2 separate regions of the Mus musculus genome follow, and region 1 is linked to region 2. A link is a loop called in an ENCODE intact Hi-C map of the cell type or tissue named here. Cell type or tissue: gastrocnemius. All regions are shown on one strand. Each heading gives the region's core, and the rest is flanking DNA. Links, peaks and the distances in the headings are about the cores only. Region 1 has its middle 7.9 kb from the start of Zfp612. Region 2 holds the start of 1700064F23Rik (a long non-coding RNA gene).

Evidence for each region. Peaks named below come from ENCODE experiments on the same cell type or tissue, not always from the same donor. Only the 100,000 strongest peaks of a DNase experiment are listed, where the experiment ranks them.
Region 1: a loop joins it to region 2, with 2.9 times the contacts of the local background. A loop is called at or near these places in 23 of 42 quality-filtered maps.

The regions. Positions count from the first base shown.
Region 1 is chr8:110,064,061-110,079,582 of GRCm38, forward strand. No RefSeq gene overlaps it. Among named protein-coding and RNA genes, the nearest start is that of Zfp612, 7.9 kb to the right of the region's middle. In gastrocnemius, for the core only: CTCF peaks have their summits at 4,755 and 7,734 (motif pointing left); DNase peaks (open chromatin) are centred at 5,895, 7,733 and 8,665.
Region 2 is chr8:110,001,243-110,016,764 of GRCm38, forward strand. It overlaps 1700064F23Rik (a long non-coding RNA gene), which reads left to right and starts at 5,283. Exons shown (of 3, transcript XR_879187.1): 1 at 5,283-5,561; 2 at 5,708-5,849; 3 at 6,167-6,284. In gastrocnemius, for the core only: a CTCF peak has its summit at 9,843; a DNase peak (open chromatin) is centred at 9,843.

The sequences.
Region 1 (15,522 bases), core at 3,153-11,152, 63 kb after region 2:
AGTTACAGGTGATTTTGAGCCCCCTCCGATGGTTGGGAACTAAACGTAGGTACTTAGTGAGAACAGAAATCAAGCTCTCAAGCACTGAGACATCTCTCCAGCCATGCCGCCTTAATTTCTGTGGGGTTTACTTATTTTAGACCCTTTTTAAAAAAATGGAAGGTAACACACGAACGGGAGCCATTTGTGCCTGGCTTCTCCCACTTCCCACGTTTGCAAGGTTCCCAGGAATGGCTTTGTTTGACTGTGGTTAATGATCCTCCTAAACTGCAGCAGGAAGGCCAACTCACAAGGCGAGCAATAAGCCACAGAACTTTCATTGGAGGAGATACCATGCACGTTGGGAGACACCTTGGCTGGATTACAAAGAACAGCCGACTAGTCTCTTTTCAAACACCTTCAACTCCCAACCCAGTCTCGAATGGAGAACTCCCCAGCTCAAAACTCAGTGACGCAGGGTGGAAGTTAGCCATGTACTGGAGTTTTCTCTGGCAACAGGCGTTAGCATGGACTCTCAAAGCTTGGCTGCGTGTTAAAATCACCTGGAACAGCTTTTTAAAAATGCTGCGCCCAGGCTGGATTCACATCTAATGAGATGGAGCTTGGGGCAGCTTTTTTTTTTTTTAAACCGGTAACTATTGACATTGGGGTCTGTGTAAGTCAGCTGTCCTACGCTCAGAGGGATACTTACCAACATCTTGGAGTCTAGATACCATCAGATGCCAGGAACACTGGCTCTCAGCCATGGCTAAAGGCTTTCCAAGGGTGTGTGTGTGTGTGTGTAAATCACCCGGCTGAGAGTTTAGTGCTCTCTGGGTAGAATGCAATCATCATAGTTTTGAAGAGCTTCGCAGAGGGTTCCGATGCAGCCAGCTTGAGAACCAGCGTTCCAACGGCGTTTCCTTCGGGCAGCGGATCTTGTAGAAAGTCTCCAGCATTTTAGAGTTGTTTTTACAAAGCGTCATTTAACAGACTAGGCAGCGTGGAAAGGTCCTGGACCGGGTGAGCACTTCCCATCGTACTTCAGTCACCCGTTGTTCCTTTAGATCGTGGAAACTGGAAATCAGACTGTGAACAACTTCAGAGGCCAGCAAACAGATGGAGCCTGTCACTTGCCAAGTGTCTAGCATCTTTGTGATGAGCAAGGGACTTGAGCTAATGAGAGGTCTAAGCAAGGTGGATGATGCCAAGGCATATGAAGTTGATAGACTATGACCTCGCTTGGTGGTGTCACATGGGTCAAACCCCTGTGCTGGAGGATCTCTGTACATGCCTTTAGCAGACATTGAAGTCAGATAATAATAGTAATGGTAATAATGGTAATGATAATAATAATAAATTTAAATATATGATTGTGTCATGACTTGGATAGGAAATGGACTCCAGGGCTCATGTAGTTGGGCACCTGCCCTTCCAGATGGTGATGCTGTTGTGAGGGGAACGAAGGGCCTCTGTGGATCCTGGAGCTGAGTCTCTGAGGATGATAGTTTGATTCGCTTCCTTCCCCGGCTTCTCTGCATCTACCCCCTGCTTCCTGATTTGCCAAGCTGTGAGGAAGGAGCCTTGCCAGCATGCTCTCTCTGGCTTGCCTTCATCACCACAGCAGACTGTACTCCTTGTAGGGTAGCCATGATGAATAAGTTTGTATTAAGAATAAAGCTCATGGTTGGCCCTGCCACTTACCTGCATGAGGTGGCCGTGTGCAGGGGAGATGCCCTTTATCCCTTCACCTTTGAGGCAGTTGGGAGAGTGGACCCTGCACCTCACATGGGCAACACAGTAGAGCTGGTCTTTATGGTGAAGGTAGAGGTGAGCCAGCCCCAAGGGTATGAGAGCAGGAGAGCTAGCTGGGACAGTGCTGGAGAACTCGACCTGGTGGCGCATGTGCAAGAGAGCTGACGGGCTGACCATCTCAGCTACTACCCAGGCCTACATCCAGGGCTTTTGAGTTGGTCCATCCTAACATCTATCTCATCTAGGAACTGCTGGAGAGTGGAAAAGGGCCAGTTTTGCAGATCCAAAGCTTCAGGGTCTCCATGACACACAGGGCAAGAACAGCGTAACTGAGAGGAGTCCTGGTGAGGATCTGGTATTGATAGTGTAGCAGAAGCCAGAGACCTTGAACCAGACCAATGACTCAGCACAATGAACGTTTGCAAGTAAAGCTGTGTGGGCAAAAGGGTGACACTGTGGGACAAACTGTGTGACTTTCATGGCAAATGTCTTCTATGCTTTGTTTTTATTTTATTTATTTTTTTAATTTTCTTTTGGGCGGGGGTTGCCAGGGCAGAGGGTGGATATAAAGGAATATGGAGATGAGTGGGATCGCAATGCATGATGTGAAACTCACAAAGAATCAATAAAAAGTTAAAAAAAAAACCCAACCAAGACTAGAGTTCATAGTAGGCTTTGAGGGAGGATGCCTGTAACCCTAGGACTCTGGAAGTGAGTCAAGAGGTTGAGGAGTTCAAGGCCAGCCTCAGCTATATAGTGAGTCAGGGACACACTGTCTCAAAAAAAAAAAAAAAAAGTATGCAGATGGAAGTTGGTTTGTTTTGTTCTCTGCTAGTCCAAACTCACTGGTAGTTTGCATCCTAAGAAGTATCCAGCCTCTTAGATGTTAGCTTTAGATTGACAATAGGAAAGATTAGCAGTAGAAAGAACAACATCTTCTCATCCTGAGACCTAAACCTTCAGGTTAGTAGAAAACTAGTTGGACTTTCTCAATCTAGCTGACATCACTGTACACCATAAAAGTAACTGCTTCCCAGAGGCACCGATCAGAGCTGGAGGGCCATTAACTCTCCCACTGTCCCCTCCCCCCATGACATAATACAGTCTGATTCCACAATGACAAGACTTGTTACAATGCAAGAAAATCCCCCAAGGGAACAAATAAAATAACTACACCCAGTAAGTGAGACCACATCTGCTCACATTATTAAAGACCTGGGCCATACGTACAGATTTGAGCTACACTGCAAAAGACCCAAAATCAAACATGTAAGACAAGTAGAACAGGAATTTACAGCTCACAATCTAGATGTGCTCGTGGGGGAGGTGGAGGGGAAAGGTCTCAGGAATGAACCCAGAGTCAAAGCGTGGCTTAGAACCCCACGGAGGGGCACTCAAATGCCGCTGGCAAAAATCACGAAGATAACTTATTACTATTTCAAGGGGAAAACCTGGAGAGAAAAACAGAAGCTGAAATTCATGCTGATAATCTGAATCCAGACGCTGAGAATGTGAGCACAAGGTGCTCATGGGATTGAAGCCATCCGTGGAGAATCCTACACAAAACTTAGAAAACACTGCCCAGGAAGGTGAGAGAGAGAAGGGAGCCTGCTGCTCCTCCAGAGGGCCAGAGTTCAGTTCCCAGCATTCATGTTGAACAACTCACAACCACCTAGAAACACTCTAGGGGATCTAGTGCCGCCTTCTGGCCTCCACAGGCACTTGCACACACAGGCACATACACACAGAGCCGTATGCAAAGACACAGAATAAATGTTTTTTTAAAAAAAACATACCATCCAAACTCTTGCGTGCACCGGACTCGACCAGCAAGAACGACGCTGCAACAGGATCCTTCTGCACACGTTTATTGGGAGAGCTTGATTGCAGAGGCGAAAAGACTTCGAGCCCAGAACTGGTGCTGCTTTTATAGGCCTAGGAGAGGCGTGTCTCATACCCGGATTGGTTATGCACTAAGCCTCATTTGCATGTTCCTCATCTGATTGGCTACTCTCTCTTAGTACCTTACAGAACCTCATTATCATATCTCATTTGCATGTCTCACATCCGATTGGTTATACTCTCGGTACCTTACAGAACCTCATTATCATGCCTGGGCCAGGCAGTGTTTTTGCAAAAAATGTTCCTGCATATGTACACATTGGTTGTTTGTCCAATCTTATGCGTGGTGGCCAGCAGTAGTCAGTGCCACTCAGCAACGGCACATGTGGCTTCCCACACCAAACAAATCCAACTTAAGGGATCTGCTCACTCTGGTGCAACCGCAGCGAGGCCAGTTATAGGTTGAACTGCCCTTTCTGCTACCACAGGTCCCAGAGACCTCTAGATAACACTGTAGCCATTTTTGCTCAAGCTCAAACAGGAATCACCTCCTTTGTGACTCGGTGTCCAAGGAAGATGCTATGATGGGCACAAACACAATCTTCATTTATTTGCCTGTGAGGTTAGCTGTGTTTGGTTGCAAATACTTCTCCTCTGGCTATAGAAGCAGGAGGTTTGTTTCATTCCCACACTGTCCCCTCTCCTCCCTCCCCCATGTTAGGCCTAATGCATGGCTTCTTTCAAGCAGGCCAAACAAGAAAAACAGAGCCTGATCGACAAGGAGCAGGCTGAACAATGAGCTGCAGAAACGGAAAAGCAGCAGAAGTGGTAAGCCTGAGATGGAGTCGGCTGTTACACATTGTTAGAAAGATACAATGAAAGGGAAGGAGCAAGAAGGCGGTTTGGATCAGAAAGATACAATGAAAGGGAAGGAGCAAGGAGGTGGTATGGATCACGTGAAAGGGGCCGGAAGCAGTTTACTTCAGCGCTAACAGACAGGAACTTATTGTTAGCTTTTTGAGACAGGGTCTCTTTGCTGGGACCTGGGGCTCACTAATGAAGTGAGGATATCTGACCATGAAATTCTTGGGATCACCCAGTCTCTGCTTCTCAACACTCACACAACAAGCACACACACTATCATCATACCCAGCGAGTGACCTCAGTCTTTTGTGATAGCTGTAATGCTAGAGGGCGCTGCCTGCCGCTGATACCTTCTGCCTGTGGCTGTCCACTCACTGCTATCAAAGTCTACGAAACACAGCAAGTTGGCAAAAATTAGCATTTGAGATTTCTATTTGAACAGAGCTGAAGGCCTAGCTGGCCAACTGGCCTCAGGTAAAAAGTGAAAATGAAATGTACAAGACTAGGATTTCAAAATGTAGTGGATTAAATAAGAGTGACTACCAGCGCGTGATGATCAGGGAGTGGCACTCCTTGAGAAGCACTAGGAGGTGTGGCCTTGTTGGAGGAGTTGTGTCACAGGGGTGGGGGTGGGGTGGGGGGATGGGCTTTGAGGTTTCAAAAGCTCAAGCCAAATCCAGTGTCACTTTCTCTTTCTGCTGTCTGTGGGTCCAGATGTAGAATTCTCAGCTGCTTCTCTAGAATCATGACTGTCTGCAGGCCTCCATGCTCTCTGCTGTGTTGATAATAGACTAACCCTCTGAAACTGTAATTGAGGCCCAATCAAGTGTTTTCTTTTGTAAGGGTTTCCTTGGTCATGGTGTCTCTTCACAGCAATAGGACAGTGACTAAGACACAACAAATCGAGGCTAGGGGTTTAGCTCAGTTTGCAGAGTGGTCACCAAGTATGCGTGAGCTGCATCATCAGTCCCCAGCAGTGTATAAACTGGGGACATGCCTGTAGTTTCTGAATCCCAGAGGTGGATGCAGGAGGATTCATTCCATGTTACCCTTGGTTACATAGCTCTGAGGGTCTCTGTGCCACCACAGCCAGTAGAGAAATGATCTGAGCCAGAAGGTAGCTTGGCTCAACATGACTAAGTGGTTGGAGTTGGTTCAAACTTTGGGAGTCTGAATGTGAGTGGTTTGTTTTAGTCATATTTAAGCACAACACAATTTGGTGAAAACTTTCATGGTGATAACTCAATTCCACATGCACATCAAAGCTTAAGACAAAATATCTACCTCTTACGTTAGTCAAAGAGACATAAAGACTCTGTAAAGTACCTGTGACATTCCCCGTAGGGATGGGTTCAACAGATTGAAAACCTCATAACGAGGCTCTGGGGAAGGATCCAGGATGGTCTTGGTCACACAGCGCAAAGATCACTAGGCTATTAACCACATCTGCTGCCAGCTTTCTGGGTGGATAGCAGGTCAGACATCTGTTCCTTGGAAGGAACAACATTTTGTGTTTGACATTCCTGCTTCCCATATCTGTGAGCACAGGGACCTTCAGACTTCCCACATCCCACACATAGCAAGTTCAAGACCAGCCTGGGATACATGGGAACTTAGCCACCATTTCTGAAGAGCTTTAGATGAAAAAAATTTAGCTTTTTGAGTTGTAAAAAAAAAATCCACTTCCAAATTAACTTTAGAAAAATAACTGTCAATTTTATAAGGACTTACTAAAAACTATTTTGACATCTAACTAAAATCTCAAGTTAACCAAAGGCTTAAACATAAAAAAATGAGGTGAGATAGTACTAGAAGAGTTATCTTCTCTTTCTGATAAATGTGCTCTTCCATCTTCCCCTGTGGGTTGGAGCAAAGGCATACACTGCTCTTGCAGAGGACCTGAGTTCACTTCCCCAGCACCCATGTTAGGTAGTTCACAGCTGCCCATAACTCCAGCCCCAGGCCATCCAGTGCCTCTGCACACAACAGGGACCTGCATTCACACGCATGTTACCACCACACACAGTACACACATGATTAAAAAAAAAAAAACCCTAACTATGTGAAATCCTCTACAATGACTGGAAAGATGCTCAGTAGGTCAAGGTGCTTGCCGCTTAATCTGACTGCCTGAGTTTGATCTCCAGGGTCTCCACGGTGCTTGGGGTAAACCTACTCCCAGGGATTGCTAACTGGCGTGCTGGGCCACTGATATACTCTTGTAGAAATCACTGACAATATTGTCTTTTCGTCGGACAGGTTCAAGACTGATCATTGACACCTCTCTTCTCCCTGGAGAGAGGCTACCTCCATCTTTCCTACTTCTCCCACCCCACATTTAGGGTTATTCCTTTTGTAGGACTTTGCGTGCAGATTTCTCCCAGGTGGAGTTTCTGTGTATAAGCTTGTTGTGGCTTTTTTTTTTCAGTCTGCTTCCCATCTGACACAACAGTTCCTGGCCCTGGGTCTTAGCCTGTAATCCAGGTTTCTTAGACATTACTATGCACCAAGGGTCACCTGGAGGGCTCTTGCAAATTCCTTTCTCACAAGTTTCTAACAAGAATCACCGAATTTAGTGTTGAGTCACTCAAGATATTAAAAAAAAAAAAAGACTTTCCAGGGCTTGTCATCAGCTGGACAGAAGATATAGTCAGTGTAGTATTACATCAGAGCTGGTGAGTGTCTGCAGGTACCAGAGAGGTGTTGCTAAGGTAAAGGGGAGTTGGATTCCAGGAATATTTAAGTGCTGTTATCAACGATTTGAGTAGTGATGTTGGTCTTAAGTGGACAGTGACAGGGAATTGGGCTGAAACTGACTCTGTTAGCAGAGACCAGGATATACTTGTCTCTGCCCAGTTGGTCAGATGAATGAAAAAGAAACAGTTTGTAGGAGAGCTGAATGAGAAGGAAGGTCTGCTATGCTGCATCAACCAAGCCCAAGGCAGTGAGGAGGCGAAGAGCCCATGAGTGGGAGGGTCCGAGGATGCCCTTGTCATACTCACATAGCTGACCAGGCACCAGAGCCTGAGGAACGACTAGACTCTAATCCAGATGCTAGAGCTTATGAGAAGATGGAGTTGTGATGCCTTAAAAGGTAGGAAAGGGTCACTCTTACAAAAATTTGAGGTTTGATACGCAGAAGTTACTGTAGATTGTCGGGAGGTATAAAAGATAGGCTACCCTAGGAACTATCCTGCCTCAACCATCAAATTCTAGGCAAGTCCTTTCTCAGGAAGATAATCAAGAAAGCAGAATGTACCGCTCCAGCCTCATAGGTCGTGTGCGCCCTCTGCTGGGCGTCCTTAAACACAAGCAGCATGGCCCTTTGGTGTCGGGTGGAGGGTTGGATCAAGTTGATCAGATGAACTTTGACCACAGTGCACATGCTATTGTATGTATATGGGGCAGAGTGAGCATGTATGTGTCATGGCTTTGCTCCCACCTGCAGCAGCAAAGTGGGAGGCAGGGAGTGTCTAAACGGATTGAGGCCTATCGTCCCCTGTAAGGACAGCAGTGAAAGATGAGAGTGGTATTTATGGAATCAAAGAGGTTTCATTCTAGAAGGCTAACTAATGAGAAGGTTTGGTCTGAAGTGGCAGTACATTTTTTTTTCCTGGTGGAAGCTCTCTTGGCAGTGAGAAAAGTTCTAGATGCTTAGTCAATGGACAGTCAGTTAATGACAAATGTCCAGTTTCCATTGATGACACCAAACAACCCAACAAGCACAAACTGCAGAGTCTTGAATGGCTTGGCTCTTCCTTTTCAGACTGTTGTTTACCAGCCCGACTGCATGTCTGGATTTTTTGTTTGTTTGTTTGTTTGTTTTGTTTTTTGTTTTTTGTCTACCCTGACCTGCCTTCTGAGGTCCTGGACCCATTCACTTACCCTCAAAGTAAAAAAAAAAACCTAAACAACATCAGAGGAGTCTTAGGTAACCTGGATGCTGAAATTAAGCCAATCTTACACTGTATATATAAGAGGATGGCTTTAAGTGTGTTGCAATGCATGCTGGATAATTTTACATAAACTTGATACCAACTAGAGTTATCTGAAAGAGGGAACCTCAACTGAGAAAAATGCCTCCAGAAGATCAGGTTGTAGGTGAGTCTGTAGAGCATTTTCTTTAGTAGCTATTGATGGGGGAGGGGAGGACCCAGCCCATTGTGGGTGGGGCCACCCATGGGCTGGTGGTTCTGAGTTCTATAAGAAAGCAGGCTGAGCAAGCCAGTAAGCAGTCACCCCTCCATGGCCCCTGGATCAGCTCCAGGCCTCTAAGGTCCCTGCACTGTTGAGTTCCTTCCCAGACTTCCTTCAGTGCCATGGAAGTGTAAGCCAAATAAACCCTTTCTTACCCACTCTGCTTTTGGTCCTGGTGTTTTATCACAGCAATAGTAACCAGAACCGAGACACAATGTCAATTTTTAGGAATATAGAGCTGTTTTGTGGGCTGTCATTCATTTCCAGAATTAAATAAGGAAGGGTGACCACATAGGCAGAATCAGAACAGCGTGTTCTCGGCAGGGCCGAGGTTCAGGGTTAGAGAGTCTGACAACTAGACATTGCGGTCATCACGATTTTTGTGTAGTTCAGTCATCTTCAGGAGCCCCCCTGTGGACCTGCGGCTGAGACCCACGCAGTAGGCAGTCATGTGGCATTTAAGGGTCTTGCTTTAAGTACCGTTGTAACTTCCTTTCTCTCTGTCTTGCCATAACTAAGTGCCCTTAACCTTTAGGGGCATCTTCAGGGTGTGGAATTTTAAAATGCAAGCGCTCACCCATTGCTTCTGCCTTTCTTCAGTCTGTTATTTTGTTTCATGACCCTGAGTCTTAATGATTCCATGGCTAGCACTTAAAGCATAGGCCCTCTTCCACATAATCTGTGTAAGTTCTGTATCATTTGGCTTAGAGGTAGCATATGTTCAAAAGTCTTTAGAATATACAAGGAAGACTAGACCATGGAAGCCACACTGTTCAAACGCCTGAGCCAAGGAAAGCTTGGGAGGCAATGCGATGTGTCCACTGAGGTTCTGTTCTTCTCTGCTTTGGTGGTAATTAGTATATCCATCTTAGTGATAGAACCTAATGAGGAAACCCCCACTCAATTCCCAATCCGGCGTGCACCCAAAGAATCATGAATAGACCGCCCTGATGTAATTACATGAGGTCGTTTAATGACGGAGCTCCAGACTGACATGCATCCACACAGGAGATAACAGATGTCGGCCACGAGGCTCGAAAGCTAGGGGTTATTATGGGGTAAGGGGCTTAGGGGTGTGGAATTCAGCATAGCGACACACTATTGGCTTATTCAAACACCAGGCTGGCCTTGAATTCACAATCCTCCTGTCTTGGCTTCCTGAGTGTTGAGCAGATATGTTCCACTCTGCATGCCCAGCAATAAATTTGTCTTTGGTGTCATCTTTAGAGGGAAACAGAGACTATCTGCTACTCTGATAAGGTAAGGACTGGGCATTCTCCCAGCCAGGGGAGGAGGAGAGAGAGGAACTGAGGATTAACCATATGGAGAGAGTTCCAGAGACACCAGGAGTAAAACATCTGGATTAGAGAAAGCCAGATAAGTACTAAAATGCACATTTCTCGGGGATCTGGGCTAGGAGGGACATGGATTAGTTTAGAGGATTAAAATAGAGCAATACTGCTCAGTTGTTGTGCCCTTGAAGCTTGATAAATATATATATAACAATCAAGTCTCAATTATTTGGGAGCTGGCTGGGTTAAGAAGAAAACAAAAAATACATATTAAAAAGCCATTAACATGGAATCTGAGACTCAGAATCTGTGGGACTAAGAGCTGGTACTCTTGTAGTATTCTGAAGGAGTCTCATACCTGGAGTATTGCGTCAAGAAAGATATCCAGGGCCCATAGTAGATACATGGGAGAAGGAAGTTACTAGGCTGTACCCATGAGAAAGAAGGTATGCTGTGCTCACTTAGCGACCAGCTCGTTTCATCATCCTACCATCTTGTTGTTTGGATAACTTTCAACTGCTATCATGTCAGAAATCAACCATAGTGTCTGTCTGTCTGTTTGTCTGTCTTCCCTGTGGTTAAATAATAATCTGAGTTAGATGTCTGTTAGGAAGTTTCTGAGGAGCTAGGCAGAACATGCACCCGAAGCAGTCAGGCGTGGCAACCTCTTCCCCTCGTTACGTCAACGCTATTTCTGTAATGAACTGTAGTGTAACTTCAGAATCCAGCGCCATTACTTTAGGCGAACCAATAGGCTATAGTTCTATATAAATCCATCCTGTCACTTCATTTTTACAGTTAAATGAATGCATACCAGAAAGGGTAATTAATGCTCGCCCAAAGCCTCATAGATGGTCAGTGGCCAGGCCAGGACCTGTGTACTGGCCATTTCCTCTTCTCTGTATTTCTTTTCTGAGTAGCGAGTCCTGCTGTGTCCCCAAACTCACCACCTTTGCTCTCATTACCTAATTTCTTCACCATGTGTTGTATGCCTAGAAGTCTAATTTGGGTCTCTCTCTCTCTCTCTCTCTCTCTCTCTCTCTCTCTCTCTCTCTCTCTCTCTCTCTCTCTCTCCCCTCAGTAGTCTACCAGGCTATGTTTTCACTTTAATTTCTTGAATTATGAACCACTAGTACAGGTAGGTGTTATTGTTATAAGCTTCATACTCAGTGATATAAACTATGATTATGTTTTTTAATTTAATGTTTTTATGCAATGTAGTTTGAGCATGTTTTCCTCCCTAACTCTTCCCAGATTCTTCCCCCGACCCCCAGCTTCCCTCCACCCCCTACATTGTTAAGGGATAGTCCTACTGTGATCCCAATGCTTAGGCAAGGACCAAAGCATCTTTATTATCTTTCTTTGTTCACAAGATGCTTATCCTAATTCATCTTCTCACGGGTCCAGGCATCTCAGGGGTGCCTGTGTAAGAGGGGCATCTCAGGGTCCAGGCATCTCAGGGGCGCCTGTGTAAGAGGGGCATCTCAGGGTCCAGGCATCTCAGGGGTGCCTGTGTGAGATAGGCATCTCAGGGGTGCCTGTGTAAGAGAGCCATTACAGTTTCTGCTTCTTGTGTTCTAGCCTTCTGAATATTACAATTCAGCTTCCTCATATGACAAGACAAACATCTACGTCTCACATCCTTTTGGCTCCTTAAACCAAACCAACCCCCCCATCAGGATTTAGTTCCGTATTTATTCTTCACTATGTGGTTGTACTTCCCTGCTCAATAAGTCCTTAGAATGAAGTTGTGTGTTCTAACGTCTCCTTAACTCCTAGGTGATAATTTGCATCAATCACTTCATTATATAATGATTTTAGTCTTAAAATCATTATTGCAAGATATTAACCTAGACACATTACTCTCTTTAACTTAATTCTTCTCTCTGGAATATATTTCCATTTCTAAACTTTCAATTCATGTGTGTTCCTAAATTTTAGATGCACCTCATACCTGTCTAACATTTTCCCACTGGTCATCTTCAGAACCATTTTCAGAAATTCCAAAAATCAGTCCAGTTGGATTTTGTTTGATATGACATTGACTGTATACAACCAATCAAGAATACCTTTCCTACCAAAGTGATTTTTACACCCATCCTTTTAAGCTTCTTTGTTTGGTTAATTCTGAGTAGTTACACACACACACACACACACACACACACACACACACACACACACACACCTTAAACACTTATTATTAAGCTTACTCTTTATTCAGCCTTACTTTGTATATGACCTTGCCAGCCCTGGTGTATATTTTTCCACATACTAGGTTGAATAATTCAGTAAATTAACACTATCAAGAAGAACAGGAGAAAGATGTAGTGATGTAGCCCTAAAATCCTAGCACTCAATAAGCCATGACAGGAAGGAAGATCATGGGTTCAAAGCCAGCCTGAAGTACATGGTTAGACTAAGCACTGAGTGTGTATGACAAAACTTTTTCTGGAAGATGCAACACACACAGCTACTTACCTCACATAGGAAACCCATGATACACCAAAGTATTGATACCACCCAAGTCCAATTTGGTGAGCCATTGAGTTCTATTAGGGTTACTTATGGAAGATGGGTGTGACAGTTTGTATGTGCTTGGCTCAAGGAGTGTTAGGGGATGTGACCTTGTTGGAGTAGGTGTGTCATTGTGAGTGTGGGCTTAAGACCCTCATCCTAGCTGGCTGGAAGTCTGCCTTCCACTAGCAGCCTTCAGATGAAGATGTAGAACTCTCATTTCTGCCTGCACCATGCCTGCCTGGACTCTGCCATGCTCCTGGCTTGATGATAATGGACTGAACCTCTGAACCAGTAAGCCAGACACAATTAAATGTTGTCCTTATAAGAGTTGCCTTGGTCATGGTGCCTGTCCATCATGGAGGCCAGTTTCCTATCTGAATGAGAGAAGCCACAGGTAGTGGCCATTCTGGAAAACAGTGAGAACTGAGGTCAGTGCAACCCTCGGTAACACAGAAATGAAAGGAGGTTGTATCCAGATGTTGGGCTGGAGGTTTGGAGGTCATGTTAACCAATGCTTCTTATTTCTCTTTTTCCAGCTTGACTTTGTCTCCAGTTGAGGAGAACAATGTTGAATTAAGGATGTGCATGCTCACACCCTGTCTTTTGCTGGTGTTTTCAAAGAAAAAAAAAATAACAAGAGTGTGATCCAAAATGGTGAATGCTCTTTTGACAGAGTTCTGAGTGAAACGCGGGATGGTTTTCCTCTTCATAATGCTGGAGTCAGATTCCTGGAATTACTACATGTTAAAATGTGTGAACATGCATGTGTGAGTCCTAGATTCCGGTCAAGATTTTCACTTACATGAATGACACACTAACAAGTCTTCTTCTGTAATATATGTATGTGCATGTATGATCCCTGCTTTTTGGAACTACCAGAAAAGACAAATAGTTATGTAACTATGAACACTAACTAAGCAAAAATGTGCCAAAAGCTGAGAAGTACAGGGTGCTGTAATGGCATATAAGTGGGGGCTCCCACCTTGTTCTGGGTGGTTGGAGAAGGCTCACTTTCTGTGAGGAGTGGGATTTTAGCTGATGTTTCCTGTAACAGGAAGGGTAGGACTGGTAAGGAGAAAGCATTCTGTGCTTGTGTGCAAGTGCAGGAAGAGCAAAGAAAATGGGTGTGGTGAGAGCCAGGAGGGTACAGCAGGATGGGGACGAGCCAAGCTGGAAGGAAGAAAGAACTGTGTTACCAGAGTCAGGAAGGGGGTTCATTTTCAATGCTTGAGAATTTCATACACACATGTAGTGGTTTTGACAACCTCCATTCCCTCTCCTCTATCCAATCCCCTCCCCCTCCTATCTCTTTCCCTCCAACTTCATGAGTTCTTGTTAGAACTCACTGAGTCCTCTTAGTGCTGCTAGTCCTGGAGCATGGGTAGGCTCAGAGGGACCACATCCCATTCCCTGAAGAAAATAGACTCCCCTTTCCCAAGCAGCCGTCAATTCTCAATAGCTCCTCAGTGAGGAGTGGGGTTTTGGGAGCATGTCCAGGAAGGAGAATTTGTAAAGAGGGTCCAACCCAGTAGCTTTTAGTACTGTCTAATGTCCCCCAGGGTTCATTCTGGGACTTTGTGTGGGGTAAGTTTTGTTTTGTTTTTTTGTTTTTTTTTTAACCTTTGATGGTGATGGTGAGGGGTAGCATTGTGGGTGAAAGTCAGAAGTGCCACAAAGCCGACGATGTAAGACAGTCTTGGCTACAGAGGAAGACTTGCTAGTGTGTGACTAGTCATTTATGTAAGTGAAAACCTTGGCCAGAATCTAGGACTCAGACAACGCGTGTAGCAATTCCAGGAATCTGACTCCAGCATCATGAAGAGAAAAACCATTCTGTGTTTCACTCAGAACTCTGTCAAAAGAGCATTCACCGTTTTAGATCATGCTCTTGTGATTTTTGGAAACACCAGCGAAAGACAGGAGCTCTGTGGCTCTGACATCCGAATTCCATGTGGGACAATGGCAAATATGTATGCCATTAGACCAAAGTAGTGTTGTTACTATAAATCATTTTCATGTATCCTCTACTATGTATTACTTGTGGGTCTCTAGGCAGTGCCAATTTTCAGTTCCCGAACAGAAGTCATGTCTACAGAGACTGACTCATTGAACTATAGTGCTGTTGAGATATTGGAATGCTACAGGTGCCAAGGCTAGCTAATTATCTTATTTTGGGCCAGTGTTACCACTTTGAATAACCATTTCTTGCTTATTTTTCTGTAAGAACTAACATCCTGTAATATAGATTAAACACCTGTTGGGATCTTGTAACAGGCCATTGACTTCCACCAACACAAAAGCCAAGAAGGTTATCATATAGCATCCATCTGAAATATAGAAAGGCGACCCCTATCTTGCTGTACCGACCTCTCTGATGCACCCAACCAATATATCTTTTTTTTTTTTTTTCTTCTTTTTTCTTTTCGAGACAGGGTTTCTCTGTGCAGCCCTGGCTGTCCTGGAACTCACTCTGTAGACCAGGCTGGCCTCGAACTCAGAAATCTGCCTGCCTCTGCCTCCCAAGTGCTGGGATTAAAGGCGTGCGTCACCACCGCCCGGCCCAACCAATATATCTTAAACTTTGATTTAGGACTTTTTTGATCTGTAAAACTATAAAACTGCTTCCGCGTTGGAACGTGGAATTTGGGGCAACCTAAATCTGGGCTCCTGGGCTATGATCACTTAAATTTGGTTTGAGAATAAACTATCTCTTATCCCCTTTAAGGTAAGAGTTGTTTTCTTGTGTCAACAGCAGGTAGTTATGAATTTCATGGTAGGAAATCAGGTTGTTGTTGTTGTTATTATTATTATTTGTCCTGGTTTTTGAACCCAGAGTGCCCGAGAAGCAGTGTATCATTAAGCGCCATCTCCAGCCTCAGCTTCCAGAACAACTGCAATCAAGGCCCAGCAGCAGGCCTGCATGACATTACATAACATTTATTTTTAAAGTGGACCCTGGGTCCTCCAGCCTGTGACGCACTGGCACAGTCCACCTGCTGGCACCTCCAGCTTTACCAAGACATAAACTCGGGTGGCCTTTCTCGGGTGGGTCTATCCAGTACTCCAGGAGTAAGGG
Region 2 (15,522 bases), core at 2,729-10,728:
GTGGCTGTGTATGCATAGGTAGGCACAGTTTCCCTGTTAAAAGCCAGATAACTTTACAGTTCTGAGCTCTATCTAGGTCGAAATAGGGGTGACATATATCTGAAGTGGTCATCAAGTCCTGGGTGACTCTAAAAACTCTTCCCTGTCCCTAAGCTTAACTTTCCAGAAAAACGCTTTTCTATCATTGTCTGAGTCTCCGAATAAAAGCTGGAGACAAGGGCTGTAAGCTGTGGATTCACCTTGCTAGGTCTGAGCTCAGCCTACCCGCTGGCAGGCCTGTTCGATTAGACGGCACAGTATTCATACTTCACACAGGTTCTAAACGCCCTAGCAACTGCACATGCGCAGATGAACGACCCCCCCCCCCCCATTGGGGCTCGGCTAAGGGCCACAAAAGGTGCAGGTGAGCAAATTTTGACAGCAGCTCCGCTTTTTCTCCATTTTGTTACACCTTCAGTTTGAACTTACCCCCGCCCCCCACCCCTTGCCTTGTGTGAGATTCTCTTCCTCGTGTGTGCCTTCAGATTCCAAGCACTTGACAAATCATCTCTGGGCATCATAAAAACCTGCTGAGCGTCCCCAGGTCTAGGTCAGCCCCGGCAGCTGAGGAACAGAGTAGGTGGTGTCAAAAATATGGTCCTTTGGAACGTTTCTCCAAAGAATCGCGCCCTTCGCGGTCCTGCATTCCTGCTGCTGGAAAAACGAATCGGCTCCAATGGTCTTGTCATAGGTGAAACTGGACAGGAGTGTAGAGACAAGGGGAGACTTGAACCAGCAATGTGTTGACTGTGATGGAGAGCAGCCAGCGTGAAATAAAGAGAACTTTAATTTTTATAGACGTGGTAGTGAAGGAAACAGGTTGGGAGCAACAAGAGGGGGCCTCCACAGAGTGAAGAAGAAAAAGTAGGGGGAAAAAAAGGAAAGATGTTGACTCACATGAAATGTACCCGGGTGTGTTGTTAAATGGTACGTGGGGAATTTAGGGGCTGGTTGCTCTCCAAGTTTCCAGTGGAGGCTGGGAGACAGGACGCTGGCGTCAGACATTGTCTGGAGCAAACGGTAAATTCTTTGGGCAGCTAGGGAGGAGGTGAGTTTGGTTGGTTGAACACAACTGTGTTCCTGCTTGGTTCAAGTCTTGTTGAAGCCATTAATAGTTGAGAAAGGGCTCAGAGAACCCTGGCAAGAGTTTGGTTAAGGAGAGACTCTGTCAGCTCCATGCCTTCTGGACACCACTGAGGACTGATTGTAAGTACCGGTACTCTACAGTTGAATAGTCTCACGGGGTACTCTTACTGACTATAAACAATCTAAATACACTTGCAAACACATCACTGTAAGAGTGTGAGGTTAGACTCCAGCCTCTGCTCAGGTCACACATCTGCTGCAGCCTCCTCGGCCCCTTTCACAGATACACACAGGCACCCTCCTGAGACCTGACCTGCACGTTCCCACCCAGAGCCCAGTGCCTGGGTACCTCACCTGGGAAGAGGCTTTAACATCAAAGAGAGTCCTGGCTTGTGGGACACATCCTTCTACCCATGGGCAGGGGTTGGAAGAATTAATATTAAGATGTTCATAGGATCCAAAAGGAGCTACACATTCAGAGTACCCTCATCCAAATCATACTGACTTGTTTTAGTATAAAAAGTCATTTCACTCTTAAAGCATTCGCACAAATGTGCACCCCAGCACTGTAGCCAAAAGGGAGGGGGGACAACTCAGATTTCCACTAATGGAACTACAATAAAAGTATGTAATAGTATAGTATTTAAAAGTACAAGGGGGCACCTGGAGAGATGGCTCAGCAGTTAAGAAGAGCACTGGTTGCGTTTCCAGCAGAGCCCAGTTCAATTCCTAGCACCTACGTGGCAGCTCACAACCACCTGTAATTCCAGAGGATCCAGCGCCCTCTGCTGGCCTCCACGGGCACCGCTTACCTATATGTGGTTCATGGAAATACACGGAGGCAAAGACACTTCTATGTATATTTAAAAATTAAAGTAAATCTTTAAAAAAAATTCACAGCGGAAAGGAATAAAGTAGCAACACATGCCTCAGTATTGTTGGACCTCGAGAATATTAGGCCGAGTGAAAGACAAGCAAAAATAACGTGTGTGTGTGTGTGTGTGTGTGTGTGTGTGTGTGTGTGTGATTTTGCTGATAGCAAATAGCTAGGAGGCAAACTCGCGGAGCCCAAAGCATGATCCGCTGGCTGCCTGAGGCTGGGAGTGAGGGTCAGGGTAGGAAATGGAGTGTTTGCCGGTGTATACAGAATGTGTGTCGGGGTGAGGGGTGTGAACTAAATTGATCATGGCGCTGCTTGCAGAACCCTTAAAATACTAAGAACACACTGTTAGGTGAGCTATATGGTAAGAGGCTACATCTCCACGACACTTTCAAAAAAAGGCAGAAGGGAGCGAGAACTTTGGAAGCCCAACTGGAATATGTGTTGGCATTTAAAGGAAGTTCATGCTGGTTTTTTGTTTGTTTGTTTGTTTGGTTTTGGTTTTTCGAGACAGGGTTTCTCTGTGTAGCCCTGGCTGTCCTGGAACTCACTTTGTAGACCAGGCTGGCCTCGAACTCAGAAATCCGCCTGCCTCTGCCTCCGGAGTGCTGGGATTAAAGGCGTGCACTAGCACGCCTGACTCACGCTGCTTTTAATTAGCTTTGCTTTGAGACAAAGTCTTCCTGTGCTCTTCAGGGTGGCCTCAAACTTCGGATCCTCACCATGCTGAGCTCCCAGGTCCCCACCACCATGCCCAGGTAGAAAAGTCCAACATTCAAAGGAAAAGAAAAAAGAACAAAACCAAAAACCAAAACTCTGCAAAATAACCAGTTTCCATTTATACACTCACAATGGAACTCTTGAGGAGAGTGAGACATTATTTCACTGGTTGCTCTTCCAGGGAACTCAGGTTCAATTCCTAACACCCACATGGCAGCTCACAACCGTCTGTAATTGCTTTAGCATTCTGAAAGGGAAAACACTTTATCTCTCTTAAAGAAAAAGATACGCGTATTTTATGTGTGTGCATGGGAGGCGGCATACATGACGTGGTACAAGTCAGAGGACGCTGGCAGGAGTCTGCTCTTTCCGTCCACCCTGTGAGATGCTGGGTTCAAGTCAGGAGCCCAGGTGTGGGGGAAGGTGCTTTCACCTGCAGAGCCACCTGGAAGGCCTGGTTTTTTTTTTGAAGGCCACGCTTACAGGAATTGGTTTGGGAAGAACAGGATGTAGTGACCTTGCTATCACTGGCTCATCTCAGGGTACAAAGGGCTTATTTTTTTCCTAACTCAGGCATTTCATAATGGAAGCAGGGCAAATGTCAACTGGGCTTCAACACTTCAGCTCTCTCATTAGACAGTTCTAGAAAAACAAGTGGGACTTCTGTTAGAGCGGGATGAACGTGTATGCCAGATGAGTTTGCTGTCTTTGGATCTTGAATTGTTCACTCTGAAACATAAATAAAACCGAAAACGAGAATGCAATCCACACTAATGTGCTAACTCATTTCAGGATTCCAGCGCTTTGCCATATTGGTCCTTTCTTCTTTTCCTCCTGTTTTCTTTGCTGAGGTATTATAAAGCAATTCCCAGACATCATCTTTCTCTCCAGACATTTCAGTAAATATCTAAAACTATTATTTCTAGGCAGGCATGATAGTGATTACCTGAAAGCACCTAGAAGGATAAGGCAGGAGGATGGCTGTGAACTAGGTGGCTAACCTGAGCTATGTAGTGAGTTCAAGTCAGCCTGGGATACACAGCAAAATCTTATGTAGACAAACACACACACACACACACACACACACACACACACACACACACACAAGCCACCAAACCTAGTTTTCCCTTCCTTCCTTCTTTCTGTCCATCCATCCATCTGTCTGTCCGTCCATCCGTCCTTCCTTTTTCCTCTTTCTGTGTGTGCATGTGGGTGCCAGAAGACAGCCTTGGGCACTCTTTCTCAGACACTGTTCATCTTACTTTCCAAGGCAGGGCCTCGCATTGGCCAGGAACTCACCAAGAAAGCTAGGCAGGTGAAAGGCTCTGCCTCCCCAAGTGCTAGGATTACAATAATTGCCACAGTACCTGATGCTTTAAAAAATGGGTTCTGAGGATTATGTGTGTGTGGTGTGTGGTGTGTGGTGTGTGGTGTGTGGTGTGTGGTGTGTGTGTGTGCGTGTGCGTGTGTGTGAGCAAGTGCATCCCACATCTCTGTGGGTACCCCTGGAGGCAAGAAGAGGGCATCAGATCCCGGGAAGCTGGAGTTTCAGGAAGCATGCATGTCTGAAATGGGTGCTAGACATTTAACTGAGGTCCTGTGCTCTGAGCCACTGAGTCGTCTCTCCAGTCCTGTGTTTGTTCTGATACAAGATCTTACTCGGTAGCTTAGGCTGACTTTGAACTCACAGAAGTTCTCCTGCCTCTGGTCGGGATTATGGATGTAAACCATCACTCATGGCCGAGAGTTCTCTTTTGAGCCCATCTTGTCATTCAAGGTTAACCTTTGGATGGGATTGGATTTATTCAGGCTTTTAAACTCCTAACTTTACCTGGGTCTAAGCTTTCTTTCCTAGGGCTGAACTGCACACCAGTTGGCTACTGCAATATTTCAATCATAATTTTATTCTTGTTTCTGTTCCTTGAGAGATTATCTTTCTGCTCTTTGAGACTGCTTGCAAATCTGAAAATACTTGCTGGTTATTTTTTTTTTTTATTCCAAGCGGGGCAGTGGTAGCACACGCCTTTAATCCCAGCACTTGGGAAGCAGAGGCAGGCAGATTTCTGAGTCGAGGACAGCCTGGTCTACAGAGTGAGTTACAGGGCTACACAGAGAAACTCTGTCTCAAAAAAAAAAAGAAGAAGAAAAAGAAGGAGGAGGAGGAGGAGGAGGAGGAGGAGGAGGAGGAGGAGAAAGAAGAAGAAGAAGAAGAAGAAGAAGAAGAAGAAGAAGAAGAAGAAGAAGAAGAAGAAGAAGAAGAAGAAGAAGAAGAAATTTTTTTCTTACATCTATTTATGTGTGGTGGTGGGAGGGGAGTGGTGCACATAGGGAGGCCAGAGGACAACGCGTGAGAACTAGTTCTCTCCTTCCACCGGTGGGTCTCAGGCATCGAACCCGGTTATCAGGCATGGCGGTGGGCATCTTTGCCCACGGGTCCAGTCGTTGGCTTGGATCTGGCTTTCCTAGCTGGGTGTTTTGAATCTTAGAGGGTGTCAGGTTATTTGCTTTGCTGTGTTGCCATGGAAACCCCACAGCCTGCTGCTCCCTTTCTCTACCCCAGAATCTCCAGCCATGCAGGTGACATTTAATGTTCTGACTGCACCGCTGTGGCAGTCAGCTTGACACTGCGTAGATTCTGACTGACCTTCTTCCAGGGCCCCCCTCCCTGCTCTAAGTCCCCTCCTTTGAAACGCTTTATGACCTTTCTCTAGTCTGTCTTTCATTTTCTTTGGGCCTTAACACGTGGGAGACTGCAATATCTCTCAGCACACCCTCATAGGCCAGCATCCTAACCTCATAGCCTGTCTCCTGTTGTGAACATACGGAGCTATGGCGGGTGAGGTGGTCAGACTCCTCACCCAATCCCTCCACTACTCATTTCAGCGTTTCCATAGCAACTGCTGTGTTTGCCTGAAGAAACACTTGAGTCCCAGGGGTTCTGCCTCATCCACAGGCTGACGCCTCTCAAATGTTTATCTCCAGGCTAGACCGCTCTCCTGAATTTCTGACCTGCACAGCTGACTCTCCCCCCAGTCCTCCACATGGAGATTTCAGAAAGCATCACCAGGCTATGGCTTTTGAGGTTCTACTCACAATGGAGCCGCCCACGTCCAGTCTTCTTCCGGTGAACCCTCCCCTTCTCAGTGATTGGCCAGCACCCCCCCCCCCCCACTCCTCCCTGTTTCCAAGTCAAGCCTCCCAAATATCCCTTAGATCCGGCCCCTCCTTCCCTGTTCACCAATGTCCGAGTTCTCCACACCCTCTTAACTGGCTTCACCATATCTGGCCCATCTACCTTTAACCTCGGGATAATCTGAACAAAAACCACAGTGATGTAAAACTCAAACCCAACTGTGTTAGGTTTCTAATGTCCTTATTAATTTCCGGTTGGTGTTGGGGACATGCAGAGGATAGAGCCAGCTCTCTCCTTCTACCATGCAGGTTCCAGGGGCCGAACTCAAGTCACCCATCAACTATGACAGCGAACTTTGTTGCCCGCTGCGCCACCTCACGGGCCTGCTTCACTTACTCTTAAGGGCAGGGTGTTCTGGTTAAATTTTTGTGAAACACAAAACTCATTGGACACAAACCTAGACACATTTGGGGAGGGACGGTCTCAGGCAAGGGTGACCCATGGGACATGTTTGTGGGCATTTTCATATATATATATATATATTAAGATTTATTAATTTTATTTTATGTGTATGAATGTCTCGCCTGAATGTATGTAAATGTAAAATAACCCACATGAATGATTGTTTCTTCAGGAGTCAGAAGAGGGTGTTGGGTCCCCTAGAACCAGAGTCACAGATCGTTGAGAGCCACCATGTGGAGAAGTGAGCCAGGGTCCTCTATAAAAACATCATGTGCTTTTTAAAATACAGGGTTTCTCTCTGTGTAGCCCTGGTTGTCTTAGAACTCTCTATGTAGTCCACGCTGGCTTTGAACTCACAGAGACCCGCCTGTCTCTGCCTCACAAGGGCTGGATTAAAGGTGTGCACCACTGTGATCCAAAACAAAGTGCTCTTGATTGCCGAGCCATCTCTTAAGGTTGATGTGGGAAAGGTCAACCCACTGTGGTGGCGTCACCCTGGCCAGGGGTCCTGGGTGGTGTAAGGAAGCCAGCTGTGCAAACGGCAAACAGTAGAGAACAATCGAGGAAGCGGAAGTCCTCCACGCTGGCTGCCTCTGCTCCTGCGTGAGTCCTGTCCAGACTTTACTGAGTGATGGACAGTGATTGGAACACGTAAGCCTTTGCTTCCCATTGCTTTCGATCATGGTTCTTAAACACAGAAGATAGCAAACCAGGACAGAGTCTCTCACTGAGCCCGGAGCTCGGGATTCAGCTAGGCTGTCTTGCCAGCGAGCCCCAAGCATCCTCCCTCGCTACGACTGGGATCACAGTCAGTCACAGCACTGGGCCTGCCGTTTTACATGGGTGGGGTGCTGGCTCGGGCCCTGCTTCCCGCCGCCTACCCCCATCTCCCATCCCGTTCTTTTTTTTTTTTTTTTTTTTTTTTTTTTTTTTTTTTTTTTTTAGTTTTTCGAGAGTGTCCTGGAATTCACTCTGTAGACCAGGCTGGCCTCGAACTCAGAAATTCACCTGCCTCTGCCTCCCAAGTGCAAGTGCTGGGATTAAAGGCGTGTGCCACCACGCCTGGCTTCCCCACCCCGTTCTTATCTTGCATCACGCACCTGTTGGCACTTGGAACCTTCTTACTGTAAGGCCTTGCTTCTTCCGAGACTCTCCCCTCTGTCTACGTATTTAATATCTCTTATTTACTCTTTGGACCGCAGCTCGGGGGAAACCTGCCGCCGCCCTTCAGCTTCCATCAGTTCCCTCCCCCTCGTTGCCTTTTTATCTCGTTTGGTAATTACAAAGATGGGACTGACTCCAGGAGTTACTGAGCCTCTGTTTCCTCCACCAGAGTGTGGAGTCTATGGCTGTGCTGTTTTGTCTTTATCTCCTGGCACTTTGTGTTGAATAAATGAATGAGCGCTGAGACCAGGAGACTAGTAAGGGGCCCCTTTACCACCCCGGGTCACTGCTGCACTCTGGGGATGCTGTGGGGCTCAGCCCTGCCTCTTGCTTCCTGTGGATGTGACGGAGGAAGGGGCACACAGCACAATGGGCTCTGGAGGCAGGCAGACCCGGGCTGCCACCACTGCGGCTGCTGGCTGACTGTGATGCCTAGGCAAGTCCCCTTTCTTTGAACATCAGTTTCCGGCTCTCTAACAGAGGATCCATACTTCCCTCTGATTAGTTTTGGGGCAGGAGAGATGACTCAGCAGTTTTTTTAAAAATTTATTTTATTTTATTATTTCTTTTAATGCGTTTGCAGAGAACCTGAGTTTGGTTCCAAGCACCCACACAGGTAGGGTGGCTCATAATTTCCATTAACACTAACTTCTGAGGATCTGATACCTCCGGCCTCTGTGGGCTCCTGCACACACGTGCACATCACCACACACAGACACACCTTAAAGAGGGTTTTTTTTTCCTTTTGCCACAGTTAATATTTTCTAAAATACTATTTGTGAATATCATTGAATATATAATTTATCAAAAATTTGAATTATCTCCACACTAATTCTCTGTGTGTGTTCATACGTATGAGGTGCACTGTGTGGGTGGGTAAATGGGAGTGTGCATGCATGGGGAAGTTGTGAGTGGGGGCATGCATGTGAGGGGGTGCACATGTATGTGTGGATGTATATGTGTAAGTGGGCATATGTGTGTATACATGTGCACGTCATGAGTAGGTGCATGTGTGCGTGTGTGTATATACAAGTTTCTGTGTGGGGTGCACATGTGTGCCCGTGGGTGCATGTGTGTATATGTGGAAGTTGGAGGTCAGTCAGCTTTGCACGGTGTCCCCCAGAGACCACCTGTTAGCATTCTGCCTAAGCTCCGCCCCACAGTTACCTGGCAACAGCCAGGTGTGCCTGACTCACTATAAATGGTGCTGCTTGCCCCCTCCTCGCTCTCTTGCTCCTCTCTTGATCTTCCCTTCCTGCTCCCACCCTCTCCCCATTCCCTCCCCGCCTCTCCACGTGCTCATGGCTGCCCTCTTCTACTTCTACTTCTCTTCTCTTCTCTTCTCTTCTCTTCTCTTCTCTTCTCTTCTCTTCTCTTCTCTTCTCTTCTCCTCTTCTCTTCTCTCTTCTCCTCCTCTTCCTTTTCCTCCTCCTCCTCTTCCTTCTCCTTCTCTTCTTTTTCCTCCTCTTTCTCTTCCCCCCTCTCTGCCTTTCTCTGCCTCTACCACCCTCTTAACTCCCTTCCCCATGCCCTGAATAAACTCTGTTCTATACTATACGGTCAGTTGGTCTGTTGGTTGTGTGGCTGGTCCCTCAGGGGAAAGGATGCCTCAACTTGGGCCCATGGAGGCACCCCTTTCCCCCATACCTGATTACACCTCCATAGACCATACCTCCCACTCTCTTTATGTTTTTATAAACACATCACCACCCATTTTGGTTCCTACAGGATCCTTCACAGGTTAGAGATTGCTGGGGTCCCCCTTGCCTGCCAGTACTGGCCTTACAAATGAGTGCAACCATATGCAACATCTTTGCACAGGTGCTAGGGTCACACTCAGGTCCTTAAGCAGCAAGCACATCGCCCACTGAGCCCTCCACAGCTCCATGACAACCATTTTAGCCTTTCTTGGGAACCAGATTTCACGATTTATATTTAAATATCATAGCTCCATAGTCTTGCTTAAGTTAAAATTCACCTGACTACTGAAACTGCACCTTTAGTTTGTTCTAGGGATCGAATTTACAGCTTGTCACTCTAGGCAGGGGCTCTACCACTGAGTGGCATCCCCAGTCCTCTTTTTTACTTGTGATTGACACAGGGTGTCACTGGCTAGCTTGGCCAAACTTGAACTCACTCCGTAGCCTAAACGGGTTTTGAACTTAAGCCCCAGCCTCCCAAGTAGGTAGGCAGCTAGCCTGCTCCAGAAGGCCAGGCTCCCATTTCGTCTTTCATGGTGTTGACAGTTTTGAAGAATCCAGACTAGTCTGTCCCAAGTCCCATAGTTGATTCTTGTCCCTGATAAGATTGGTGGGACATGTTAGAAAGAGGCCAATGGTCACGAGATGCACTTCCTAATGCGTCCATCAGGGGGCGAACAGTGCCAGTAGTCCCATATTGATGTTGCTAAATTCAGTCCCTTGGTTAAGATGGAGTCACCAAAACTCAGATTCTGGGAGTTTGGCATGTTGGGTGGCTGTAAGGAATATAATTAACAATAATAATAAATTTAATGATATATAATATAATAAAATAAATATAGATTAATATATTACATTCCTTATATAAGATATGTATATATTATACACACATACATATACTATATATATAATATAATATATATAATCTCCATTATTATCCATCTCCACCCTCTCCATCAAAAACGTCCACCCCTGCCTCCTTGTCATACTCTCTAGGGTAGCCATGTCCTAAGAGGTCTCATGATCTCTCTTCCTGCCATGCCCTCACACACACGTCATAGAACATGGGCCTATTTGCAACACACTGAGTCCAGCTGTGGTTCAAAGGAGCCCAGGTCTCAACAATGCTGTAGCAATGAGCCTGCTCACCAGCTGCTGCCCCCTGTTCAGGTCTCCCCCAGCTACCAGAGTGAGACGCTCTAATTAATAACAACCTGGAAGCCAGGGGACACCAGTGCACAATGGTGGCGATGGCAGTGTTGACGTCTCTGAGAGCTGTGTCACCAGAGCACAACAGGCAGTAAGCCAGGTGTTTGTCACAGTAAGGTCGCATTTCACCATCTGGCTGTCTGTCTCAAGGCAAGGATTAGTGATGTCTGCTACGTGGGCCAGTTCTCAGCAGAGAAGACAGGGGGATGGCCAGAGAGAAGTAGGTGAAAAAGGAGGGTACCAGGTTGCTCTGGAACTCTGTCAGACTAACATTCGGGGTTCCGTCAAATGTAAAGAGAAGCGTCAATAGAAGATGCGACCCCATAAGGAGATAATCAGTATAGACTGATTTCTCAGTATTGTGACCTCTATAAGAGATGTCGTAAGTGACCTACCATCTACCGTGGAGGGGCAATCAGAGTGCTCTAGGGAGGTGTGGGTGGTGAGGATGGCGTTGAAAGGATCATCTAGAACTGTAAAATATGGGAGTCAGGCTAAGTGGAGAACTCCATCACAGACATTCTGTCACCAAGGAGGTAAATCCACAGCTATTCTCTCCCTGAAGCTGCAGAAAGTCAAAGATGCCCTGAAGACCTGCACCATGGTCTGAGAGAGAGAGAGAGAGACAGGGAGAGAGAGAGGGAGAGAGAGAGAGAGAGAGAGAGAGAGAGAGAGAGAGAGAGAGAGAGACCATGGTCTTCTTGCCTGTGGTAGGGTGCCCACACGTTATCAGCAGCATCTTACTTGCCTGTGAGACACTCTAGACAGAAGAGCTGGTGTAGTGTCAGTAGGAGCTTCATTATTGGTGATGGATCCCAGGTCTACAAATGCTACCTGGGTCACATGCTTGCTAGCATCCGTCTATGCTGGGGCTGTTTCAAACCCATAGAGGATGTACAGACTAGGCAAGAGAGGACTTGGACCGAGAGGTACAGGTCACACACTCTGGCACTGAGATACCTCAGGCCACCTTTATTTAGACATTTATTTTTTTGACAGCTGAAAGGTTTTTCATCCACTTTCTCATTGTCAAGCATACAATCTCTTTTAAGAAACACTTCTTACATGTAACAATAATGTGCACACTCAGCTTTTTCCTTCCTTCTCCTTCTCAATCTCTGTGATTTTCTGCTAACCCATAAACTGTACCAAGAAAGAAGAAACATACTTCAGCAAGCAGTTACTATCTAACCCAGCACAGTGGTACTACTAACCAAGTGACCGTGGTCGGTATTAATTTTGGTTACAGTATAGAGAGATGATAGACCACATACCCAGGAAATTCTGATTTAATTATTAGCACCAAGCATCTCCCCATAGCCTAGCCAGAAGATCTCATTCTTCTAATGCCCAAGGTTTTCAGCAAATTAGTGACTGGAGTCAGCAACTCGTCCTTGCTTGGCTCACCTCTGAAAGTCAGAACTAAGTTCCCATCAAGAGAACATCTGACGTTAGCTGATGTACCCAGACCAGGGCCTTGTGTTGACTCAACCACATCACCATCATTAACAATCAGAGGAGTAGTGATCTGTTCCACTCCCATGATGCTCAGCGACAAACAAGACCTGTCACAGGTAAAGTGAAGGTAAAGACTTCCACTAGCAGCCAGGAATGCAAACGCAAGGCAAAGGTGAAAGAAGTGTCAGACCTCCTCCATCTTGGGACAGGTCTCCATCTAAAAAAAAAAGCCCGAGAACTTGACCTGCAGCTGAACCCAAGCTGCACCCAGGTACCAAAGGACGCCACTGCTTGTCCTTGGCCAGAGGTACTCCATAGCTTCTTCCTAGTAACAGTTAATCAAAGTTGAGTTTAATTGTTTCAGATGTACTTTCTGACCCTTTGTGATTTGTTGCGCTTACCTCGTCCGGCAAGGAAAAACGCAACACGGTTGGATTCTTCTCAACAGCTTTATTCCTGGAACGCCTCGATGCTACGGGAACCCCGGGAACCCAGGGAGGAGTGCTTATATACACCCCAGCACTGGGGAGAGCTATGTGTCCTCCTGGGATTGGCACTTTAATTTGTATGCACCTGCTCGGGAGGGGTTGGCGCCAGATTCGGGCTAGCGCCTGCGCAGTGGCGTTGTTTACGGCGACGGTATACTGGAGGCCGGTGCCATCTTTTAGGCGCCGGCTGCCTACCGTCTTACTTCAGAGCACCCACCTGTTGACTTATAGTCATCCTAGGAGATGCTTGCCAGACTGGACAACCCTCCCTCCCTCCTCCCCTCCCTTCCTCAATTGCTCCCATTTTCTCTAAAACCTTGTCCTGCTGAGAGTTCAGGCTGCTTCACCCCCCACCCCTCCGTGGATCATCAGTGAGTAAGCCCAAACTCGAGTTTATAATAAAGATACCCTAATGTGATTACATCGAAAATGACTCCTTGGTGGTCTTCTGGGGTTCACGAACGCTTCCTGGCACAACAGTGTGCCCTCAGGAAAGGCCAGGTGATTCTGTATGCATATCCCCACAGGTCCTTGCCATGTGGAGAGCAGCCTGTATTACACTCACGTGCCTTTCCCAGGAGAGGTTTGCTCACCTCCACATCTACCTGAAGGAGTTCTCTCTCCAAATGGTCTCGTCCTTTGCGCCTAGGCATGGGGTTGAGTGCCGTGTTCCAAGGATGTAGCTTCTGGCAGGCATTGCCAGTCTTGACACCAGTCTGGCCAGTGTGGACAAAGATGTGTTCATGGATGGTATCAGCTGGTTAGAAGGCAAAGACAACAGAAGCAGACATAGGGTCCTGGTTCCCGACCCCAACAAGTGAAGAGTCAAGGTAACTGACACACTCAAGATTTTAAAATTCATGCCGGGCGGTGGTGGCACATGCCGTTAATCCCAGCACTTGGGAGGCAGAGGCAAAATGTGATGTTTGTTCTAATTTCTGATTTTTCCTGTATAATCAACAATCTTGGTGTCTAAGTGGACACAAGGAAAACGGTACCCTGGAAATGGTACCCTGGTTTTGGTGGTACCCCCACCTCCCTGATATTGGATTCATTAGGCAGAGAGGCATGATGAGAAGTGTAGGGTCTGAGCCTGCACAAAAGCAGCCCAGTGACTTGTCACTTTAATAAGCATCTGAGATGAGCACTTAGCGGTCACACTGCTTAAGAAGGGAGCTCTCCTGAGAATCGAGAATAATGGCTCTTAATTGCCATGCCACAGCGTGGTAGCAAGTTTAAAATCAAGGGATTCACATGGTGTGGTGGTGCATTCAGGAGGCAGATGGATTTCTGTGAGTTTGAGCCCAGCCTGATCTACATGGTGAGACACTGTTTAAAACAACAACAACAACACAACAGCAGCAGCAGCAGCAACAACAACAGCAACGACAGCAATAACAACCACCACAGAAACAGCTGCACCATCACCACCACCAACAACTGCAACAACAACTTCAGTCCTGGGATCTTACAGTTTCTTCTGGCTCCCTCAGGCACTGTGTGCAGGTGGTGCACAGACAAATACATGTAGGCCAAACACCCATACACCTAAAATAAAAAGTAAAAGAAACAAGCTTACAAAATATTCCTGAGTTTGATGGCCATGGCTACACAACAATTATTCCTATGCCCTTTATTTTGGTACAACTATATATTAAAAAGAATTTTTTTTTTGGAGACATGGTCTGCTATATAGCTCAGATGGCTCTAATTTAAGGATATCCTCCTGCCTCAGGCTCACAAATGTTGGGATTACAGATGTGCATCACCGCTCCTAGTCTATAACATTGCTTGTGTAATTGTATTTTAGATTACTATAAGCAATCCTTTATATTTTATATACATTTATTTGTTTGTATACACGTGTCATGGTAGAGTTTGTATACTCATGTCATGGTGGAGGTCAGAAGACAACTCGTGGGAACCAGTTCTCTTTTCTCACCATGTGGGTCCCAGGAATCAAACTCAGCTTTTCAGGTTGGTAGCGGGTACCTTCACCCACTGAGGTATCTCATCTGATTCTTTTTTTTTTAATTAAAAACAGAATTGGTTTCTGCTTATTGATCTGCTATTCTATAACCTTGCTAACCTTTTAAATTATTTCAAAAAATTTTAGATAGGTTCCTTAGGATTCCTTATGGGTACTGCTGAGCCACATGCAAATAAAGACCATTGACTTCCCCCAATTAGTAGTACACCTTCTATCCCTTGCCCCGTTGTCCCTGAGAGGAACTACTGGTATTGAGTGTGTGTGTGAGCTGACATTTTTGAGTTGTTTCTGATGTTAGGGAATGATGAGTTCCCTCAGCAGTAAGTGTGGTGTTCGCTATGGGTTTTCACTGGTGTCGCTCTGAGAAAGTCCCCTTCTGTTTTTAATTTGTTGATTTAAAAAAAAAAAGATTGTTGAACTTAGGTGTTAGTCTGTGTCTACTGAAGTACTCAACTGATTTTTACCCTTCATTTTATTAACATGAGCTAACTGGGAATGTCAGGGACTTTTGAGACCTCCAAGCCCATCCCCCAGTGACAAAGCTCCTCCAACAAGGTCCATCTCCCAGTGACACACCTCCTCCAACACCTCCGAATCCTTCCCGAAACAGTTCCACGAACTTGGGACTGAGTGTTCAAATGGATGAACCTCTAGAGGTTATTGTCATTCAAACCAGCACACAAGGTTGGTCTCTTTCCATCAAGCCCAGAACTTGCCTACATGGCTAGTCTCCCTGGTCAGCTTGCTCTGGGCACCGCCACCCCCCATCTCTGTTGCTGTATTTACAGTCTGCCCATTCCTGCCTGGCCTTTGCATGAGGACTGATCTGAACCCTGGTTCTTAAAGTTGTGTGTCAGGTGCTCTAAGCACTGGACATTTTCCCCCATCCCTAGATTTTCGGTTTTGAATATTGACCACTTAACGTTGAGAACTTCCCTCTAAGCTCTGTGTTATGTTAGCTCTACCTCGAAAGTTTTGGTATGCTGTGATTGTATTCTATTTCTGCTTAAATCTTTCTATTAATACTGACAAGGTGTTGCCATACACCTTCCTGTATTTTTTTAAGCTTGGTATCCTTTGTGTCTTAGAACAGACATTAGACCGTTGGCCTTCTTGTTACATTAAGTTCGGCATCTGGGCCCTCAGACTTAGGTTCTTCTGGCTGATTTGTTTTTCTTTCTTGTTTTGGAAAA